2 separate regions of the Mus musculus genome follow, and region 2 is linked to region 1. A link is a contact called in ENCODE Hi-C or POLR2A ChIA-PET data. All regions are on one chromosome and are shown on one strand. Each heading gives the region's core, a stretch centred on a gene start or an enhancer-like site at or near the end of the contact. The rest is flanking DNA. Distances are from core to core; before and after follow the strand shown. Region 1 overlaps Scimp (SLP adaptor and CSK interacting membrane protein). Region 2 holds the start of Rabep1 (rabaptin, RAB GTPase binding effector protein 1).

Region 1 (2,800 bases), core at 101-2,600:
CATCCCACTTTACAGGTTAGAAAATAGAGGCCTGGGAGAGCTTAACAAGATTGTAGAACAAATAATTGGGAAAAAAAAATCAGAAACCAAAACTTGCCTGACTCTAGGGCCTTAACTTTTGACCAGTATGTCTGAGCATCCCAAAAACCCGTTCAATTTTCCTGGATACCAAGATGCACTTAAATACAAGGTCTTTACAAGCACCTACTCTGCTTCAAAGTGCAACTCCCAACTCTTGTGGATCTGGTATGAGAATCTGAATCAGCATTTTTCACAAGCCATCTAGAAGGTTCTCTGGTCTGAGTGAAGAGCCCCACTTTTGACAGGTCTGTAGGACTCCTAATTGGTGCTGGAGACCGTGTGCCTGTTCCTTGGAGCAGCCATAGATGGTGGCAGCAGGAACCGGGTGGGATAAAAGGCACTGAAAATATTCCTTGAACCCAAATACCTTCCTGCGTGCTTGCCATGGCCCCTGGAAGGTTACACCAACGACCAAGTTCCCTCTCACCAGCAAGGCTCCAGGCTGACCTTTTTTGTACTTCTTCATTTAAACTCACTTGCCTGCACATTTAGGAAGAAAAACTAACTCCCTAGTGCCTCAGGTTTTCTTTCCAGGACTTGGCTCTCTGAGGTCCTTGGAGGACAGTTAGAGCCGATGTGGAGAGGGTGCAGAAACGCAGTTCCTGGAACATGAAGTGGTCCCCTGTGTCCTCCCGGCTTGGTGTCCTCTCCCTAACTCATAACACTTCTGCTCAAGTGTTCAGAACTCTCGGAACTCTCTGCCCTTTCTCCCCAGTCGTCCTTGGGAATCTCAGAGATTTACAGATTCCGTACATCTGTAGCTCTGGGGAGGTGTATGGGGGCTGGAAGCCACAGATGGAAAGGAAGAGGAAGAAGAACTTGGGAGGGGGGTTTGCCACAGGAATAAGGAAGGGGGAGGGTGTCTTCACGGAAAGAGAAACTCTGAATTTCAAGAAGAGAAGGATCCAAGGCCCAGAGTTTGTTTATGATGTGAGGAACTTCAGCCTGCTGCAGACTGTGAAGATTCCAGGAGGGAGGAGAAAAATGAAACGCAGGGTTGGAGGAGAGAGAGGGAAGAAGAGGCAGAGCGGAGCCGGGAGATGCTGTCTCCTCTGGTCGCAGATTGAGCTTTCAAAATCGAACGGTGACAAGGAGAGAAGAGAGATGCTGAATGGAACCGGAGGAAAGAAGGACGTAGGGACAGGAAGTGGGCAGATCACACTACAAATGTCCATTTCTCCAAAGTAGGAAGCAAAGTCAATAACCAGGGTGACGCGGGTGGGGGGTGGGGGGTGGGGGTGGAAGGTGGGGGCAGGGTAGGCCAAGGCAGGAAGCAGGCAGGCTCCCAAGTGAGGACAGTGCTCCCAAGTGAGCCACAAAGTCTTCCACCTCTTTCCAGCCCATCTTTCCCACTCTACATCTCCCTGTGGCACTTCTGGGGCCTTCCTTCCCTCCTCCCCGAGCCCCATGACGGCCCCTCAGCTACAGGAAGGGGCACCTCAGATCTGGGTTATTCTGTGAAGTATGGATGACACACATCTTTCCCCACCCATACAATGCTGGCATCTCTTTCCTGTCTGCCGTGTGTCCCTTTGGTCATCGTCCTCCCCCACCCCCCTTGCTGGTGTGTAAGTACCATACTGGCAGGGCCCTGGCTCCTCTCTTACTACCACGCTCCTGGTGTCTAAGTCACAGGGCCACAGCAGATACTGCATGTGTGTCTGTGAATGAATAGATGAGTAAAAGATTTGACAGCCCTTCTTTCCACTGTGGGTGGACATCCCTTGTGGCCATGCAGCCCGGGTGTGTAACAGTGGCCATGCCTTCGTGAAATGTCCTTTGTAGTTTCTCCTCCTTTCTTCTTTTGCAAGGTTAGTTCTCTTCCCTTAGCCTGACACTCTAAATTCTAAACATAAACTAACCCTGAATGAGTAAGATAATAACTGGGGCTGAGGATGTGGCTTCATGGTAAGATTGCTACAACTTGGGCTGGTGAGATGGCTCAGTGGTTAAGAGCACAGACTGCTCTTCCGAAGGTCCCTAGTTCAAATCCCAGCAACCACATGGTGGCTGATAACCATCCGTAACGAAATCTGATGCCCTCTTCTATTTGAGGACAGCTACAGTGTACTTACATATAATAAATAAATAAATCTTAAAAAAAAAAAAGATTGCTACAACTTCAAGATGCAAACGCTCAGAGATCGATTCCCAGCACCGCACATAAAAAAAAAGATGATAATCACGGGTAATCTTTATTTAGATTTACAGAACCCAGAACATGTACTGATCTTGGGTTACACCAGAATATGTAATAATTCTTATTTTTTCCCTTCTGCCCAACAGCTAACAGAAAGTGAGTCAAGTACTACAAGGCTTGACTTGTAGAAAACAGATAGAGCCCTCTACAGACAAAAACCAGCCCTAGGAGGCTGCTACATTGTAGCCAGAGAAAAATAAGAAAGGAAGCAGGTGCTCTGAGTGATGAAGACCCACCCAGCGGTAGTCTTCCTGCCCGTGGCTCCGGACACTTCCTCCTTTTCATGTACCTAACTTCTCTGGGAGGAAGCATTGGGGACATCAGCGTGCACCTTCTCAGGCACTACTCCTTGGATGAGGCTGATCTCTTTCCTGCCAACATCCTGTTTTGGCTTTTATGCAGTGAGCAGTCAGATTCACATACTGTTCATATTGTACAGAGTCTTGAGTGAGGGTCTCAAATTCCTGTCCTGTGTAGTATTATTCCCAAGCCACATCTTTAGGACATATGTCGGCAGGT
Region 2 (2,700 bases), core at 116-2,615, 39 kb after region 1:
CTACCTATTTAAAATTATAAACCATTCCAAAGAACTGTGAACCTTACTAGAGCCTAGTCTTCTACTTTGACTAAAGTCAAACCATTAATGACTATTATGGTTTGAATGTAGGCATCTGCAGTGACTCTGGAGCAGACTTGAGCTTAGAACTTTTAGAATCAGAATAAATGAAGAAGAAAAAGAAAGAAAGAAAGAAAGAAAGAAAGAAAGAAAAAGAAAAAGTAGGACCTAGTAGTGGTCCAACCCTGAAATCTCAGCTTCTCAGGAGGATGAAGCAGGATTGCAGACTCAAGGCTAACCTGGGCCATTTAGGGAGAGGGTGTTTCAAAATTAAAAAAACAGAACAAGAACTATTGCTATAGCTGAGTAGTGGAGTGCTTGCCTACTATGCTTAAGGTTAAATCCCCAGGACTGCAGGAGGGAGAAAAAAAGACTAGCATAGATCCCTGGCCTTTGGGGGTATGTGCACTTGAATAAGCTGGTGAGAGGAGCGTAAGCCCTGGCTGGGCTCCTGGTCTGTTGCTTGTCTTCCTTCTTTCCTCACCTGTCTTGCACCACGAAGGATCTGTGAACACACAGAGCAGCTCAAATGTGTAAGTGCTGTGCCACCTCCTCCAAATGCAGCTGCCCTCTGGCACGTTGAGAAACGTTTACACCCTGTCTTATAGAAAAATGAGAGACTACAGCTTCAGCTACCCAGGGAGGGAATTCTGGGCTCATAGGAAGGCAGGTGGACTTGGTCCTGAAGTGCCAGACTGTGTAGACCCCTTGCCCTAGGAAGGCAGCAAGGTCTGAATGAGGCTGGAAAGGAAAGTCTGGAGTCTCCGTATGGCTCTCTTGCCCAGGCAGAAGGGTGGCACTTTCTCCTGTCAAGAATGCAAGCACTGCGTCTGGCTGTATCTCCAACAGCTTCTCTGGGCTGATCACGTTAAAGTCAAACATAGTCGCTTAATGGAAAAAGTGCATTGGCTTGCACATCTGGGGACCAGACCAAGTTCTGGCCATAACAATTCTTCCTACTTTATATCCTCATTTAAACTTTTCTTAGCCGCTCTACTTTTCAAGGTTATGAGGTTAAGGGACTTTCTCAAGGACACACAACTAGGCAAAGTAGCGGCTGGGTTCGCGTGCACCCAGGGTCTCCTCACTCAGCTTGATATTTTTGTCTGTGTCCTGGGAGCCAAGAGCTTGCACAGTCTTCGTCTTTGCAGCCGCCAGTCTCCAACACCCATAGCTCTCTCATCAGCCTCCCTCTGGCTCCCAGGCCCCGGACCCCTCCTCCCTGGTCTCCCTCCCTCCTGAGGCCCCGCCCCTCCCTTAGGCCAGCGTCACGTGCCGTCCCATCCCCCCGCGCCTGCGCACTGCTTATTTCCCGCTGTCAGGATGAGGAGGCGGAGGTCGGCGCTCCGGTCCGTCTCTGCCCGAGGCTGTGGCGGCGCCGGCGGCTCCAGCCTTAGCGGTTCCTCCCTGGGCGGCGGTGGCCGCGGCTCGGTCGACGCCTCCTCCGCCAGCTGAGCCCGCGGCATCCCGGGACGCCGCTTCCCCGCCCATCCCCGTTCTCCGAGGCCGCCCACTGGCCATGGCGCAGCCGGGCCCGGCTCCCCAGCCTGACGGTGAGGCGCCCACCATGGCGGGCGCGGCCTGCCCGGCGCAGCGTCGTGGGGGCCCTTGGGGGCAGGAAGGGCACGCGCGCGGGCCCGGGGGTGACCCACGGACTGGAGGCGGGGGCGCGCGGGCGACGCGTGCTGGGGCAGCCGGGCTGGGGAGGGAGAGGGAGGCGCGCGCGGGCGGCCGCGGGGAAGGGCGTGGGGAGGCTGCAGGGAGGGAGCCGGCGGAGAGGAAGGTGCGGTGGGATCAGCACGTGGGTTCCTCGGGTGGGGAGGATGGAAATGGAGAGCATGTGCTATATTCCTTAAAGAAAACGCGAGCCCTCGCCTTGGTAGTGGCCGTGTGCCCTCTCGCCCCACCTCCGCTCCCGCCTCCTCAGGCCACGCTCCAGCGCTCTTTGCACCGGACTTGTAAAAGTAACTGTGATCCTAAGCATTGGGTAGCATTCTTTTGAGTGGTTGTGTTGCTTCATGGTAAGGCCGGGCTCATATCTTAGTCTCTTAGGGCCTCAGTTTCTGACGAACGAAGAGCGCTTGATTCATGTCTCTTTATCGAGAAAGATGGGCAAGTCTTGGGCCAGGCGATAAAGATGGCAACGTTCATCTGTAAAAGGATAGTTTAGTATTATTTCGAGAGTGTTAGGGATGAAAAGGTGCTCGAGTGGGCCGAAATCGAGGAGTCAATCGTCTTCTCCATTCCGTCTCTACCGTTCAAGCGATGGGGTCTCACTTTGTGGACCATGATGACCTGAAACTCCTGAGCTATCCTGCCTCAGTTTCCTGAGTAGCCAAGACTTAGACGTGCAGGACAGACTGTCTTAATAATGCTCATATTGGAAGAAAAAAAGGGCCTTGTTCTAAATAAGCCATGATGGTTATTAGAACCCTTTATGACCTTTAAACCGACTGAGCTCTGCCCCAGAGTTTTGACCACATTGTTTCAGGTGTTGTTGTCGTCAACCGGGAGTTATGTTTGGAAAGAATGTGCTCCGTCCTTGGCAAGATCTTACTGTATCTAGTTGGGAAAGTTCTTTCAGGTGTACTTTTCTAATTGGCTTTTGTGCTTAGCATCTTTACCTGTAAGTAGAATGTT

What was found. A loop is a pair of places that touch in the nucleus more often than their neighbours do. ChIA-PET counts read pairs that join two places held with the same protein, here RNA polymerase II (POLR2A).
Region 2: a map of T-helper 2 cell shows a loop between it and region 1 (2.0-fold over the local background). The contact joins the promoter of Rabep1 here to the enhancer-like site in region 1. A Hi-C loop is called at or near these places in 1 of 37 maps with a recorded cell type or tissue (T-helper 2 cell). POLR2A ChIA-PET finds 5 or more read pairs at or near these places in 1 of 5 experiments (Patski).

What each region holds. Positions count from the first base shown.
Region 1 is chr11:70,804,348-70,807,147 of GRCm38, forward strand. The region is part of intron 1 of Scimp (SLP adaptor and CSK interacting membrane protein); the gene reads right to left. Among named protein-coding and RNA genes, the nearest start is that of Scimp, 6.8 kb to the right of the region's middle. Within about 2 kb of position 1,351, at least 1 of the 3 ENCODE cell types and tissues checked has a DNase peak (open chromatin) inside an H3K27ac peak, as active enhancers do.
Region 2 is chr11:70,843,396-70,846,095 of GRCm38, forward strand. It overlaps Rabep1 (rabaptin, RAB GTPase binding effector protein 1), which reads left to right and starts at 1,366. Exons shown (of 18, transcript NM_019400.3): 1 at 1,366-1,613. The coding sequence starts at 1,580.